2 separate regions of the Mus musculus genome follow, and region 1 is linked to region 2. The links are chromatin loops, found by intact Hi-C in ENCODE. Cell type or tissue: left cerebral cortex. All regions are shown on one strand.

What was found. A loop is a pair of places that touch in the nucleus more often than their neighbours do. Peaks named below come from ENCODE experiments on the same cell type or tissue, not always from the same donor. Only the 100,000 strongest peaks of a DNase experiment are listed, where the experiment ranks them.
Region 1: a loop joins it to region 2, with 3 times the contacts of the local background. A loop is called at or near these places in 4 of 42 quality-filtered maps.

Annotation. Positions count from the first base shown.
Region 1 is chr8:8,684,650-8,692,649 of GRCm38, reverse strand. Arglu1 (arginine and glutamate rich 1) reads left to right here and starts at 2,113. Exons shown (of 4, transcript NM_176849.3): 1 at 2,113-2,673. The coding sequence starts at 2,333. Mir7654 (microRNA 7654) reads left to right here and starts at 2,488; the gene lies at 2,488-2,557. In left cerebral cortex, no CTCF peak of the experiment used is centred here; DNase peaks (open chromatin) are centred at 2,086, 2,625 and 3,978; H3K4me3 peaks cover 2,537 bases; H3K27ac peaks cover 1,233 bases.
Region 2 is chr8:9,171,616-9,179,615 of GRCm38, reverse strand. Gm39128 (a long non-coding RNA gene) reads right to left here. Exons shown (of 3, transcript XR_870129.3): 2 at 5,317-6,100; 3 at 4,842-4,959. Among named protein-coding and RNA genes, the nearest start is that of Gm39128, 8.1 kb to the right of the region's middle. In left cerebral cortex, a CTCF peak has its summit at 4,550 (motif pointing right); DNase peaks (open chromatin) are centred at 4,561 and 5,156; H3K4me3 peaks cover 255 bases.

The DNA of each region.
Region 1 (8,000 bases), 490 kb after region 2:
CTCCCAGCCTCCATTTCAGATGAAGAATTAGATATCTGGTCATTTATCTTTAGGGGAAAGGCTGTTTGCATTGTTCAGAAAAGAACAGTTTCAGACTGAAACAAAAGGTAGTTTTTGGAAGTTAGAGTTCTCCAGATTCAATGACCAGAGAGAGCTGTGATGAAAGTGGCTTACTCTGGGTTGAAGGTGTGCAAAATCCTGTCATTTAAAATTCTCTAGAAAGCTGTTTTACATTACTATGGAGGCCAGACAAGATTGTTGTATTTATTTACTGATTCATGATGCTAGCCAAATGTCCCCTCACCCTGTGTTCCAGGTGCTGGGCCTGGCATGGGTTCACTGCTGAAAGGCAGATCAGGGGACTGTGCCTCTCTCAAGGGGAATTTCTCAGCAAGACAGAATATTGCTAAAGTGACTGACAGCCAGCTAAGGTACTGAAAGTCTGATGGTGGTGTTACCCTCAAACTCCTGTCTATCTTGAAACACAGGATGGAATGTCTGCAGATGTCATGAAGATGAGGGTGCTCTGGAGCCTGGAGGGAAACTACACTCAACTCTCATAAGAAGGTGGTACGGGCCAGGGCACTTGCTCAAGACCTTGGTTTATGCCGGGCAGTGGTGGCACATGCCTTTAATCCCAGCACTTGGAAGGCAGAGGCAGGCGGATTTCTGAGTTCGAAGCCAGCCTGATCTACAAAGTGAGTTCCAGGACAGCTACACAGAGAAACCCTGTCTCAGAAAAAAAAAAAAAAAAAAAAAAAGACCTTGGGTTACATCCCCAGCACCACACACACACATAAAAAGAAAGAATGAGGCTACGATGGTGATGGTGTACGCCTTTAATCCCAGCATTTGGGAGGCAGAGGCAGGCAGATCTCTGAATTCCAGATCAAACTGGACTACAAAGCTAGTTCCATGATAGACCACAGAGCTGTCCAGGGCTGCAGAGAGAAACTGTCTCAAAAAAACCTACACATACACACACATACAGAGAGGTAGAGTGGAATCCTTACTGCCTTTGAACCTCCAGAAGAACCCTTCCTCTAAACTTCATGAATTGGACCTAATATGCAATGTTTCAGCATTAAAAGGTGGGCCCTTTGGGAAAGAGAGTAAGCCCTGGGGCTTTGGTTTAAAAAAAAATGCAACTAGTGTGTTTTGTGTGTGTGTGTTTTGTTTGGTTGGGGTTTTTTTGGCCTAGTGTTCTTAAGATGTTTACAAGGGAACCCTTATCTTATGCATTCTTTTCCCCTCCTAAGGTCTCCTGCTGGAAGCTCAGACAGAATCCTTAGCACAAACAGATCCACTACTTAATAGAGTTCTCAGCCTCCAGAACTGTAGGAAACAACTTTCTCTTGGGTATAAAATAATGAGTCATTGGTATTTTGCTATAGCAGCTCAAAAACTAAAAGACTCATTGAGATAGGCCACTACCCATTTTTCTTTTCGATGTCTTTAAAGAGAGCTATTGCTCTCTGGGACTAGGCCTTGAGCTCATTATGTAGTCCAGGCTGGCAAAATCCACAAAACTGTAACCTTTTAAATAAAACTTTATTAAGAGCATTTAACTGGCTCTAACATATACATTCTTAAGAAAACTTGGGACTCCTCTGGGCATTGTTCTAATTTATTGTTTGTTTACAATAAATTATTAACAATTTATTAATTGTTCTGGTTGGTATGTATGCATGCATGTATGTATGTATGTATGTGTGCAACCCCAGCTGGCCTCCAACTTACTAAATAGCCAAGGCTGACCTTGGACAACTGGTCCTTCTGATCCATCTTCTAGGGGCTAAAATTCTGGGCATGTACCACCACATCCAACTCACAATTGATACATTCTCAATGCTGGCTAAGGAAACAACAGGACTTTCCCAATTACTCGGGCCTTATCCTGTCTTTCAGCCAAGGCTCATCATAAATATTCTCCAACTCCTAAGGTTTTCGTGGGTCTTGTTGAGGTGAAAGTTAAAGACCTGAAGGCTGGCCAGCATTCTTCTCTTTAGTTGCCACGCAGCGGCGGAAAGAGCCGAGCGCGCTCGGCCGCATTCGCCGGCCCTCCTAGGCGACGTCGTCAGGGGGCGGGGCTCGTGCCGGCACGCTCGGCGCGGGGCATTGTGGGAAGGGCGGCCGGTGCTGCCACAGCTGCCATCTTAGGGACTCCGGGCCGGGCCTGCTAGGCCTTCGCGGCGGAGGCGGCCGTGTGCGTGGCGGGTGCGCTTGGGGCGAGGCGGAGGGTCCGCGGGCGGGGGGCCGCGCTTCCCAGCGGCGAGGGGGCGGCCTGCGGCGGGCAGCGGGCGACAGGCGGCGGGCGCCGCGCGGCGCGAGGATGGGCCGGTCGCGGAGCCGGAGCTCGTCCCGCTCTAAGCACACCAAGAGCTCCAAGCACAACAAGAAGCGCAGCCGCTCGCGCTCGCGCTCGCGGGACAAGGAGCGGGTGCGGAAGCGCTCCAAGTCCCGGGAGAGCAAACGGAACCGGCGGCGGGAGTCGCGCTCCCGCTCGCGCTCCACCAACGCGGCGGCATCCCGGCGCGAGCGGGAGCGCGCCTCGTCCCCGCCCGACCGCATCGACATCTTCGGGCGCACGGTGAGCAAGCGCAGCAGCCTGGACGAGAAGCAGAAGCGCGAGGAGGAGGAGAAGAAGGCGGAGTTCGAGCGACAGCGAAAAATGTGAGGGGCGCGCGGCTGGAGGCGCGGGGCGCGCTCACGGGGGCCGGGTGGGGCGGGAGCGCCGGCCCGGAAGTCCGAGTTGAGGGCGCGAGGCGGGAGGTTGGCGGGGCTGCGGATCCCCGGGCCCGAGGCGTTGGAGCGCAGGGCACCTGTGCGGGGGTCCGTCCCGGGGCGCGCCCGGCTTGAGAGTGTGGGCCCTTTCTGAACCTCCTTTCATACGGTCGTTCAAAGACAGATGCACAAAGTTGCAGCGGACACCCGGGGTGCCTCTCCGGCCCCTCTCTTTTTTGTCTTGGCCTCAGCCCCTCTAGTGAGCATGCTTGACCCTACTGTTGACCCTGCTGTTTGCCCGCCTAAATGCTTCTAGTTTCAGAGCGCTCTTATCCGAATTTTTCACTTAGGGCAAAACCGGTTCCCATCAGGGGACTGGACTTGAAATTTGGGGGAAGATCACGTGGTTTTGAGTGAGGCGGCTTTCGATGTGAAAGTAGGTGTTGATGACCCAACCAGAGTAAACTTGAACGTTGTGAAGTACTTTTTTAAAAAAGATGTGCCCAGCCCCCCTCCCCCCCCCCGCCCCAGCCACGTGGAGCAATAATACTAAGCATATGTGTTCCCTGTTAAGCCAGCCATCGTTTCCGGAGTAATTAACTGAAGACTTGAATAAGTGGTTATGAAGCAGGAACTAGGTAGTTTGTGTATATGACTTGTGTAGGGGTTTCTATTTTCTGCAAAAAAATAGAAGGCAGATTTTTGTGGTAGGCAGGTTTTCCAGAAGCCCCTAGGAGGGAGGTAAGGGATTGAACACAGCGAAGCACTGTAGTGGAACTGGGGTCTTGGCTTGTACTGTTTCTCAGTACACCTTGGCCACATAGAATCCTGTTAGGATCTGGAACAAGCCTGTAGCTTAGTAGAACATAGACATAGTTGTGTGTGACAGTTGACAGTTCTCCACGTGAAAACAAAGGAGTCATCACATTGCACGTGGACAGCATAGGATGAAATGAAACATCGATAGAGCTGTGTTCAACTATGCCATTAGCATTGAGAAGGGAAAGGGACAGGGCTGGCAGCCAATGCTAATACTAAATTCTCCATATCCACTAGACACTGCTCCAACGTGGTCTAATGTTTTGCAGAGAATACACTGAAAAGACAATGGAGATGGTGCCTTGGGAGTGAGGGAAAGTAGTTTGCTTACAAATATTGGTTGGCTAGTTCATTCAGCTAGTTTACTGAACCTTTAATAAGTGCCAGGGTCAGTTGATAGGAAGATGATCGATTTGCTCCTTCTGACATGCTCTAGCTCAGATGGCTGGTAATACTATAGTAAATTCAGCGGGAGTATCTCATCAGGAATGCAGGGTAGGCGATGGTGAGGCTGTCAGGCCTGTAGGGTGTGTGTGGACCAAAGGAGTAAGCTGTCTTCCTGGTTCCCTGAGAGAACAAAGTGGAAGGAAGAATGGAAAAGGAACTGACTGAAAAAGTATTGAGTATTTGTATTCGTACAGTTGGGTGTGGGATACAGGCAAAGCACTGGAGTTAGCTGTCAGGTTTATAGTGTTATTACTGCAACTGTTCTCTACCTTCCGTTGCTTTAAATGAGACCAGACTGTCAGGCAGTGTAGTTGAGAGGGAAAAGCAGGAGTCTGCCCTTGACACACCTAGGTTCTGTATATAAGAAAGAGCTTAGCTAACTAAGGTGGTGACAGACAGGGCTTTACTCTGTTAATAAAACCTGGGGAATAGATAGAGTGCCATGGGGACTATATAAAGAGAAGAGCAGTTGGTTCCAAGGATTGAAAAAAACATCAGGGAATGTATATTTGCAGTAAAAAAAAATAGTCCAGGGTGGGACATGGTGATGCTAAAAGTCTGTGAGTGCCTGGAATGTTTTCATGGAGTCTGGAGTTAGATGAGTAGACTAGTATAATTCCAAGGCCTTAAAGAAATCATTTGAGTTCGTCTGTGAAATGGAGTCCCATTTTATTGTGAAGATTGGAGATGCTATCAAGTACTTAGTTCTTTTCCTGAGAGTGAGTCAGTCAGTGTTACTGAGTATAACTGACCATGCTTCCAGGCACAGCTTGCTGAATAATTCAATAAGAAATCCAGTAATTATAATCTTAGTTCATTAAAATAATTCAATAACATAATTAAAAGGTGGGCTTTTACATTTTCACATTTTTTAAAAAAGATTTATTTATTTATTATATGTAAGTACACTGTAGCTGTCTTCAGACATCCCAGAAGAGGGCTTCAGATCTCTTTACAAATGGTTGTGAGCCACCATGTGGTTACTGGGATTTGAACTCAGGACCTTTGGAAGAGCACTCAGTGCTCTTAACCTCTGGGCCATCTCTCCAGCCCCCTTATTCACATTTTTGAGGAGCTAATTCACATGGCTCAAAATTGAATCAGATCTTCCTCTTGCCCTTGGATCTCAGCCAAGTATCGTGATCTCCCATCCATGTACTATACCAATATTAACATTTCCTATGTATTCTTTTAAGTTGTGCTAACTGCTGAAAAAAGATAACGAATAACCTGTAGCAAATCATATCATTGGCCTGGTAACTTCCTCCAGCCAGTGACGTCTGAGTTTCAATTCTTAGTGTTACCTGAATTACAAATCAGGAGCCCAAGAGTATCCCAGGTGAACTGGAATTCATGATTCTTAGGCAAATAAGCAGAGCTCATGTTTGAGGGTAAAGAACTTTGGAATGAATTTACTCCGTGAGCCTATATATTTCTGGAGCTTAGAGCTTTTAAGACAGTGGTGGAGCAGCACCAAGACCTCTGCGTCACTTTGGTACTGGTTCTCTTCCCATCCTTGCCTCACCTTTTTCCTGGAGAAACTGCTGGGTACAAAAGATTTAAGCCCATTAGATTGCGGGTCTGTTAAGGTTCATTATGTCACCACACAGCATTCATCCTGTTCAGTAGAGTGGCTATAATTTACCTCAGAAACAGGAGTTTTAAATAATGGCATGCTACATAAACACAAGTGGCCCAGTGTTTAGTACCTTGTTAGGTATGAAGTAATTAGTGTTTACTAGTAATTACTAAGCAATTCCTACAGGTTCCAAGATCTGAGTTTCCTTGTTTTTAGGATGTCTTAAAATACAGCATCAGTTCTACCTAGCGAGCAGTGCCCTCACTTAGCCAACCCTGGTTTGGTTTATTTAATCAATTACCATCTTTGAAATACATGAGAAAAATGAGGACCTGTTGCCACTTGATAAAACCTTGATCTTGATTCAATAACTTGTCCTAGGAGTTTCTTTAGCTAAGCACTGGGCTCCAGGGATGAGACAAAGATTAGAGAAAGGCAAGATTGAACAACCTCTCTTCCCCTTCCCAAGGAACCCGTGAGCAAGGCACTCTGGCACTGAGGGCAGCAGCTTTTGAGGAGAGGCTTCAGAGAATCTGTGAGTCTTTCTGTGAGATCAGGACCAGGGTTGCTTTGGCTGCCTTTTGAAGAACGATTGTTGGTTTAATGGAAGGGTTGGGCTAATGGTGTTGTTATTGTTGGCTTCCTGTTAACTTTGGCCATCAGTGAAGATGATGTACTCTAGTTGCCTAAATTGGTTGTCTGTGTGCCTGTTGGTTTTCTGAGTTTTATGTAGAAAGGGAGTAAGATAATATGGCCTTGAACTTTTTTTTTTTTTTTTTTTTTGCCACAGACTCTAGAAACAGATTCGATATTTATCTCTGGGTCCTGAAGATGCATTTTTAGTCTTTTTGAGAATAATAACCAAAATTATGTTCTGTGAGGCTTGTAGCAGTGCTGAGAAGCCCGGACCTTGCCCACTCCTCATTTATGGTGCATAAATAAGGTTATTGGAGGCATGCTGGGGTGCCTTACAGTTCCCCCAGGAACAAAGGGAGACCAGCAGCCCTGCTTTAGACTATAAAACCTCTGAGCTACACTTAGATAGATCTGACACCTTAGTTGAGCAGCTTATTACCTGTCACCTGCCCTCTGGTGTGATCACTGGGAATAAAGACTGCCATAGCTGACAGGTAAAGCTGCTTTGACTCTTGCTGAAAGTAAAAAGTTGAATGGGTTTGGCTTTTCATACCAGCCACATCTGTGGGTGGCATTGCTGTCTCTTGCTCTATTGCTTAGGGGGGGCTTGACTGCTTGTTCCAAAAAAGGGTCTTTTGCACTTTTACCAAATACCTGGTAAAGTGACTGAGAGCTTCCTGTTCTTCTGATGAGCTCTCCTAGGCCTTTATCTGCCTGCCTGCCTCCCTCCCAGCCTGTCTCTGTCATCTGAGTCTTGATGGGAGCTGCTTAGCACTCTCTGCCCCACCTCCCCCTGATAACTAAGTGGAGTTCCTTAGGTTTTACCACATTGAGCGTCATGATTTTATAGAAGGAACGGAAACTTTGCATGTGCACAGTAATCTTTGTTATCCTCATGTGGCCCAAAATACAGTTTAAAGTTGCTGTCGTAGTCCATCGTTCTTTTTCCTTTTCAGTAGATAGGAAAACCACTCTATATGATTGCTATTAAATTGAGATATGTGTTCATTGTCTTTGTTTCTCATGGGTAGTTTGTCATTTTAGAGGATATCTGCTGTTTCTTACCAGGTGGCTTGACAAAGGGCTTATTCTAATTATTTCTTTATTTGATAGGAAGTTAAAAAGGAGGGATGTGTTAAACCTTAGGCTTTCATACACTGTTGGAAAATTGTAGTTGGGAAGGAAATATTAAAATTACAGATAAGTCCTTACACTGTTGGAAATAACTAAGACCTTGAGGAAAACCAGACTTACTGTCCTACCTACTCTCTCTCGTAAAAAGGAGAGGTAAGTGTAGAAACTGAAATGATGGGATAAGCCCTTGGGTAGGAATTGAGTCGAAATATATCAGAGTGTTTAATGCTCATGTCACATGAGACTACAACATCTTATATCAGTTGAATGACTCTCATACTGTATGTCATACTCTCACATTGTATGTCAAATAGATTCTAAAGGTAAAAGTTGTAAGGTTTTTTTTTGTTGTTAATTTGATAATTTGGGGGAAGTATTAATAAATTGCCCTCTTTTGGTTTTAGATACATCATTAAGAACCTTTGAATTTGTTCATTCTTCACATAGTACTGCTTAGCCCACTGCTAGGTAGAAACATGTGATCAGAATGTGTGTCTTACTACTCTCTAGTAGCTATACTTAAAGGTCAGTGTGGTGTTAACGTGCTTCCAGTCTACCCAAAATATTTACATTTAACATCTGATTAAAAATGGAAGATCATTTCAGGTTTTTCCTCCTACCAACCTCAAAATAGATGTATGGGACCAGTGACTATCAAAAT
Region 2 (8,000 bases):
GTTTTTGGGACACTCTTCTGGGCTGCCTCATGAAGCCTTAAATTGAGAGGAGCCCTGTTTCAACTTGGTCTGCCATGTTTGGTTGATATCCATGGGAGGCCTGCCCTTTTCTGAAGAGAAATGGAGGAGGAGCAGAATGGAGGGGGAGCAGAGGGGAGGGGGAGCAGAGGGGAGGGGGAGCAGAGGGGAGGAGGAGCAGAGGGGAGGGGGAGCAGAGGGAAGGGGGAGCAGAATGGAGGGGGAGCAGAGGGAAGGGGGAGCAGAATGGAGGGGGAGCAGAGGGGAGGGGGAGCAGGGGGGACGCAGAGGTGGAGAGACTGGGGGAAGAGGTGGGAGGAGAAACTGCAGACAGGATGCAAAATAATAGTACCAATATAATAATAATAACAATAATAATAGTTATTATTATTTATTATAAAGGTCTACATCCTTGGTTTTACCATATAATCCAGATCTTCTACATACACAGTGAAGTGAGGCAAACTACCCTCAGTTTATACATGGTGTCCAGGGAATATGGCCAGGTGACAGGCCAAAGGGACGTTAGGAAATTCTTAGTGAGGGGAGGTTTTGAAAAGAGTGTACGTTTCTGAGCAAAGAGAGGCCTCCCAGCAGAGCCTAAGACAAACTTTCAGGTGTGTCTCAAGAGAGAGAGCTAAGGACAGATCCGGGTGAGTCCAAAAGAGTTATGGAGGTTTGAAGATAGCTAGGTAGTTTTAAGATTCTAAACACTGACCTTGCTGAATAGAAACATGACATTTATGCCAAACTATTGCTATCACCAAGGAAATTTTGAGATAATCAGATCAAGTTACAAAGAAATGAGCTCAGAAGATGAACAGTTGAGAGAGATTAAAAGGGAGACAGTTTATAGACTGCTGAGCCACTTGGGAGTGGATGCCGATTCCTGGGAAGCCATCGTAAGTGATGTGGCGAAGCCTGTGGACTGCTAACATCCAGGGACTGTTCTCCAAAGCCAGAGATGGTGAGAAACTGTGTCTGCACGCTCACACATCATCAGAGCACAAGAGAATAAACTCTTACAACGTTCCTATTCACAAGTGATAGAGCTGCTTTGATTACACCCGAGTCATCTCTCCAAGGAGCAGAGGCTATGGAGCTCCAAATGCTGGGGTCTTGCAGGCACCATGGTTTCTCACGTCTGAAAAGTTAAGCATCAGGTGTGGCTGGAAAGTTCACACTGATGCCACTAGAATTCCTTCCAACTACAGCTCCAGAGGTGATAGGGTTTGAGCAACTTTGTGAAAAGATTTATGTGGCAAGAGTGAAAGCCAGTTAACATGGGGCTACATGGGATGGCACCTACATCCAAACTCCTGTTATCTCAGAACGTGAAGATATTTAACACTGTATCTTAAAGACGGAGCTGTGAAGTCATACAGACTGGGTTTATTTCAATGCAGCTGCTCTCCTGATCAGGAGATACAAAGAGAAACCCACAAAACCTCAGTGAAAGGAAAGCTAACCCTCACACCAGAGGGGAAGGCCTCAGAGACTAACAACGTCTTTATCTTGGATTTCCAGCTTCCAGAATTAGGAAGAAAACTTTCCACTTTCCAAGACACCAGTCTGTAGGTGAAGATCTTAGGAATTTGTGATGTCTGCTGAAGCAGCCTATAGGCACCCTACTGCACCTAGGTCAAGGTGATGCCGTGAGGGCCGCATATTTCAGGGTTGTAGTGTGAACTAAGTCTGTTGGACTTTCACCATGTGAGGTAAGCTGCAAGAATTTGTTTGCCCGGCTGGGTTTTAATCTTAGTTTGGTTCAGTCTCTCTTGTTGTGACTCTGTTTCTCCATATAGGGATGGACATGTTTAGTGTGCACACTGAATATAACTCTCTTTTCATCTTTATGCACACTCACAGCTTAGAGGGTGTCTTGCGTCACAGTAAACACACACACACACACTTTTTTTTCAAGTTTTGAAACTATTAAAGCTTCAGGGACTTTCGAAATTCAACCAAATTCACTGTGTATTGTGTGATGGCCTTTGAGGGCCGGGGGCAGAGTGTGATGATTGCCATCGGACTAGCCATACAGGCTCATGTTTAGAACACTGAATCTCTGGCTTGTGGCACTATTTCGAAGGCTTGGAACCTTTTTGGGGTGCACTCTAGCTCTCACGGGTTAGTTCTGTGGTCAGGCCACTGAGTGCTACACTGTTCTCGAGTTCTCCTGCTCCTTTTGAATCTGTAAGTAAGGTGTCTATCACAATGCTCTTGCCTCCTGGGAGGAACACTTCTGACACCAGGAATGAAAACCGTAAGATAAAACTAAACCTTTCTCTCCTACATTTCTTCTTCCCAGTGTTGCTTCTAATGAACTAAAGGTGAGAATAAACGAATACAGCATGCCAGCTGCCCAGGGATCAGGCCTGCCTCTTCATTCTCTTCTGAGTTATTCCCATCCACATTGCCAAGATTCTTTACAATGCGGCTCTTGGCTGCACGCTGCCGAAATCATTGTTCTATTTCTCCTATAAGCCAGGCCTTTTCTTTATGCTCTCGGCCGGGTCTTTTAGCTTCCTCTTGTTCCACACTCCCCACTGAACTCTAAACAGGAAAAAGAAAGTTTTGTAATTACTTTAGTTAATTTATTTGGCTTACATTTTCTTCTGCACATTCACCTAAAGGTGACACCTGATTTTAAAAGCTGCATCTAAATATATCTAGAATAATCGCTTCTGATGAGTATAAAGATTCTAATTGAAGGAAATCATGGGGTCATGGTTTAATTGGCCACATGTTTTCTTTGTGGAATACATAGTACAAGTGTGTCTGCCAATCAGCACATCTGAGATGTGAAGGGTTCATTGGCACAGCCACAGCCTCAAGCTGAAATGTCTGTCATTCCCTCTAGCAAGAACTCCCTTCATTTCTTCACCAGGGCTTATCTCAAGCTTAAATTAATTTTTCTCTTTTTATGGGAGGTGTCATAGCTTCAGCTGTCAACCACAACCTAGGGTCACAGAAAAAGATGGAATCTCACCTGAAGAAGTGCCCAGATCTGTGGCCAAGTCTGGGAGGCATTTTCTTAATTTCTAATTGATATAGGAGAACCTAGACAACTGTGGGTGTGCCGTTCCTAAGGAGGTGCGGCTGAGAAAGTCAGGGAACACAAGCTTGTAAACACAGTTCCTCCATGGTCTTTGCCTCAGCTCCTGATTCCAGGTCCTTGCCTTGGTGTCCCCTGATTACTGACTGAATAAAAACTATACAATGGAATAAACCGTTTCCTCCTCCTCAGGTTACTTTTGGTCATGGCGCCTTTTCGGCAACAGAAAGCAAACTAGAACAGGGAGTTTGAGACCCAGATCTCAGCTCTTTTATTCCTCTGCAGCATCAGCTCTACTGTAGGGTTCCTGACTGATTTAACGGACACTCTGCTGCGGGGAAGGCCATTCTGCAAAGGTGACAGAGGATACGAAGCGGCAACAGTGTGGCAGGTGAGTTCCCCCTACACTCTGGCCATTAGTACCAAAACAGACCGCTCTGCAACAGGACAACATTCTTTTGCTTTATAAAAGGCATGTGAAAGGCAATCAGGTTTTTCGTGAGCAGTTAATAGGACAAAGCTACAAAGCTTTGACATGAGTTTACTGCAGCATCCGAGTGGATCTTATTAGTGAAATGGACGTCCCTCTGCAGGAATGGTTGCAGACCCTGAAAATGTGGCTGCCAGAACACAGAAGAAAAAAGATAAACGTAAACAAAACTCTCACAAATACAGTCTGGATATCTAAAGCAAATAGTCCCCATCTGGGTGTTTTCTTGTGCAGTGACAGACACAAACCAGGTTGAAGGCAATCTTTCTGCTCTAACCCTTAAGCCGAGAACAGATGCAATTGCCTTTCTAGATACAAAAGAATAAGAAATAAGCTAGTGTTTGGAGCAGGCATCGATACTTGGTTGGGTCATAAATCATAATTAAGTAGAAATGGGGGCCCATTCTCAGGTTTTGACTGCAGTTTTCCGTTGTAATAGGATGTGATGGTGGAGACCTGGCAAATGTCTCATTATTTTGCTCTGTCTGTATGGAGACCAGTTTCACTCCAAAACGGCCCATCGTTTGTTTGTGCAATTTAGGAACTGTCTTGCTGGTGCTGTGGAATAAAGAAACACCCACTGGCCTGTAAAAGCATGCAAATTAAATGTCTATGTCTTGTACTGAGAAAGCATTTAGGGGTGACAGCAGCAGACCTAAGAAGCTGAGCAGATGAAGGGTGATGACTCCCCTCTTCCTGGGGATAATTTGAGTGAATGACAGGTCACACTAATTGTTCTTTTAAAATGTTCTGTGAGTGCAAGATGTTAGCAGCCATCACGACTGTCTCAAGAGTTTCTGAATTGGCGATTTATATCTGCATTTTAAACTATTAAAACATAATTAAAAATTTTAAGTATGTGAAGAGATTTTAAAAAATTAGATTTTCACAATCCTGAACGGAAAGTGTTCACTTCTAGCTTGCAAAGTGATTTTCTCTTAAATCTCTTGACGATTATGACAATGTGCAACAGCAGGGGGCAGTGGTGCTTCACCGCTTCAAATCTGCTCTTGAGTTCCACAGGAAGTTATTTCAACATTTCCTTGCAAATCAAACCGTAATTATAAGCTAATGTCCTATCCCGCCACCAACCTCAAAGGTCATCAGAGTATGTTTTATAAATGAAAGAAATTGTTAGCTCTAATTACATGTAAAATGAGTCTTATATGCTCAGAGATGCTTGTTTCTTTGGGTTTTTAGATTTCATCTTTATAGACTGAATGAGTTAGCACACACAATATATAAAAAAAGACAAGGTAGCTTTCCAAGTTCCATGTGATACATTGCGTTTTAACTCGGCGATGTTTATGTGCGGTCTCCATGATGTAGAGCACTCGCAATCCAGGTCCCGTGGGCTTGGGACCTTCTAGGTTGCCTAGCGCGACGATGAAAGCTGCTTAAAATAAGAGGTAAATTTAGGGTTTTCTTTCAGGGAGGGGTAAGTTCAATAGGTACACAAATGAGAAATATTGGCCTGGGCACTCTATGATCTCCTGAATAGGAGTTACAGATTCAGCACAGCTAAATGGAACACCCAGGATGGGGACGCTGTGGGGACGGTACCCTGGGAGTACGTGTTATCACATCCCGACCTAGCAAATGACTTGGGAGATTTCCTCGTTGAACTTTAGCAGCTGTTTGTCTGTCCTGGACTGCTAAGCTGAGCTTTGTCTCAATCTCAGGGGAAGTTTTCATAGAGACTTCCACCCACGTGCAGTGGTGTTGACTGCAGTCCCCAATCTGTATTTACCTGATACCTGCTTCTGTAGCTCCTACCCAGCTTCTGCAGCTGGTCCTGCTGAATCCGATTCAAGTAGGGCTAGCACTGGCAATAAAGCAGAGTTCTCCAAACATGCCATCCATTTGAAGATATTTGCTCAGCCTCCGCCTGTTGATCACAGTCTCCAGTGTCACCCCTTTCACCTAAGGGCATCTCCTGGAAACGACTTGACATCTCTCAACTGAAGAGTGGATAAAGAAAATGTGGTACATCTACACAACGGGCACTGTGCCCATTAACCTCCAAGGACTTCATACTGTCCCGAATTACAGTGTGGTGACATAGAGCTGTGCATGTCTGAAGGAATGACTTTACTCTCTGAACAGTCTGCTGAATTCAGATTCTCTCGAAAGTGTGGCTGCCTTCTAACAGTGGATACTGAACAGCAAAGTCCCTGTCTATCACCACAAATCCTGCCACTTTCCTACATAGGTCTGTTGTCTCATTTCATACATCAGAGTAGGGTTGACACAGTCCTCATCCCACCACTCCTATTCCACACAGGGCTTGACAAGCTGTTCCTCTTCCCGGCCAGGGCCTATGCATCTTCCAGCGTTCAGCTCTGGAGACCTCTCATCAGCTCCATTTTACTCGGCTCAGACCAGCATCTAGGACAGGCTCTCGGTGAATTGTTGCAGGTCACACATCATCTGTCTAAGGGACTGAGGATCGATGTGTTGTGAATATTGGTAGCCCCAAGCAATACATCTAACCTGGAAGGTGGTCCCACTGCATTCTATAGCAATTGGTTGAACTGTAGAGAAATAAAGAACAGATATTAATGTGCTTACTGGCCTGAACTTTTAGTCGTTAGTAAATAAAACTGTTTGATTTGCTTCATTCATTAGCACAGTTGAAGGAGACATAGAAAGAACTGACTTTGATCCATGTCAGTATTTTGATTGATTCATTGAGGTTCAGCACGGGATATTTATCTCTTCCCTCTCTGTCTGTGCAGTTCTATAGAACACCACTGAGAAATAACAAGTGCCTTAGGGGGAAGTGCAACCAAATGCTATTCAACTCCTAGAGATTGTAGCATATATAAGACCATCAGAGCACCCTGCTCATGGCAAACATCCTGTCTCACCTTTTGATACAACTAGGGATAGCATCAGGCAGTTTCTGGCCATGGCCTTTGTGTCTCTAGTCTCATCTGTGACTTTGGACTTAACGCAGTGCTGAGCATTAGCTGCACCAAGGAGATGATTGCATGGCGGCATCAAAATTGCATAAGATTAGCGACTCACCATGCAGGGCCAAGAAGCAGGATACTCACATGGTGTGTGACAAGCATGGCTTCATTTATCAGTGGAGATAATGACCATACTGATCAGATGGGGCTTTGTGAGATTTAAGACCAAGTTGACATGTGAAAAAGTCCATTGGATATAATAAAAGTTATATACATATATATGCAGTATACTAAATAATACTATGATAATTTTCGCCATAATTACCATAGTAACTCCAACAGTGTAGGAAAGAATAATTTTAGATAAAATAACCCTTCTGATGCCTTTGGGGCTCACTGATAACCGCACCCTGTGGAATCTGTGTCAAATGAGGAGACAGAGTGGGTTTCCTAAGGTTGCAGGCAAAGTAGCAGAACTCTCTAAACTATAACAACTCCATCTCAGAGCAAGATTCTCTCGAGCCCCCAACCGTGCTCTTCACTCTATGTCAACTTAAGCTTGGTCCTGTTCAGGCTGCTTAAAAATATATAAAAGCCACTCACACAAAAGGAAAGTTTAAGAGGTGGCAGGTAGGAATTAGTCTGGAAAAACCAACAAGTATTGATGTTCAACCTACAGCATCCGGTCATGTTACTTAGCATAAAGACACCTTGTTGGCTTTCAAACCAGAGACCTTAGCTGCTGTGCTGAGTGAGAAGCGACGGTGAGGTGGGCACTGGGGCATGTCACACAAGCTGGGTGACTGTTCTCTGGGCTTGACATCATGGCATATGAGCCAAACCAGGTCAGGACATAACTGTGCACATGAGCTGTGTAAGAACTTTGGAAATCAGATCAAGTTGAAATTCAAAGAGTTGAACGGAACGGACCAAGTGAGGCACTATGGATGTTTTGAGGGGCTGCCGTGCAGGCTGTGGTTGACCCTGCTGTCCCTGTGAGCTTGTGATTGCTCCTGTAGCTGCTTCAGGCCACAGCTGCACTGAAATAGCTCTAACTGTTCTTTGTTTACTCCTAAGGGGTCAGAGCTGGCAGGTCAAGTGCGGTATCCTGGCCTAACTAGACATTTCAGGTCTGGCCAGTTTCTTTATGGTGGTAGAATAAAGTGACTGGGCGGTGACATTTCCTGGTTTTCACTGTTTGTCTTTAGCATTCCTGCTTGTTTAAGGACAATGACACTGGAGGTCCCTGGGCTGATGGTGATGGCTGTGATCATTCTATGGAAGCAGAGTCAAGAAATGTCAGTGTTCTGTAAATAATGATGTAGTTCTTCAATTAATGTGCCTGTTTTCTCTTTAACTTTACGCTCATCCAAATACTTCACTAGACAGTCAATTGTTTTATCTCTAGGCTGTGTGTGCATTTGTGTGCACGTGTGAGTATATATTTGCATGATGTTTGACTGCAAGTATATGTGTGGATACATGTGTATAAGTGTGTGTGAGTGTGTGCAGGTGTATT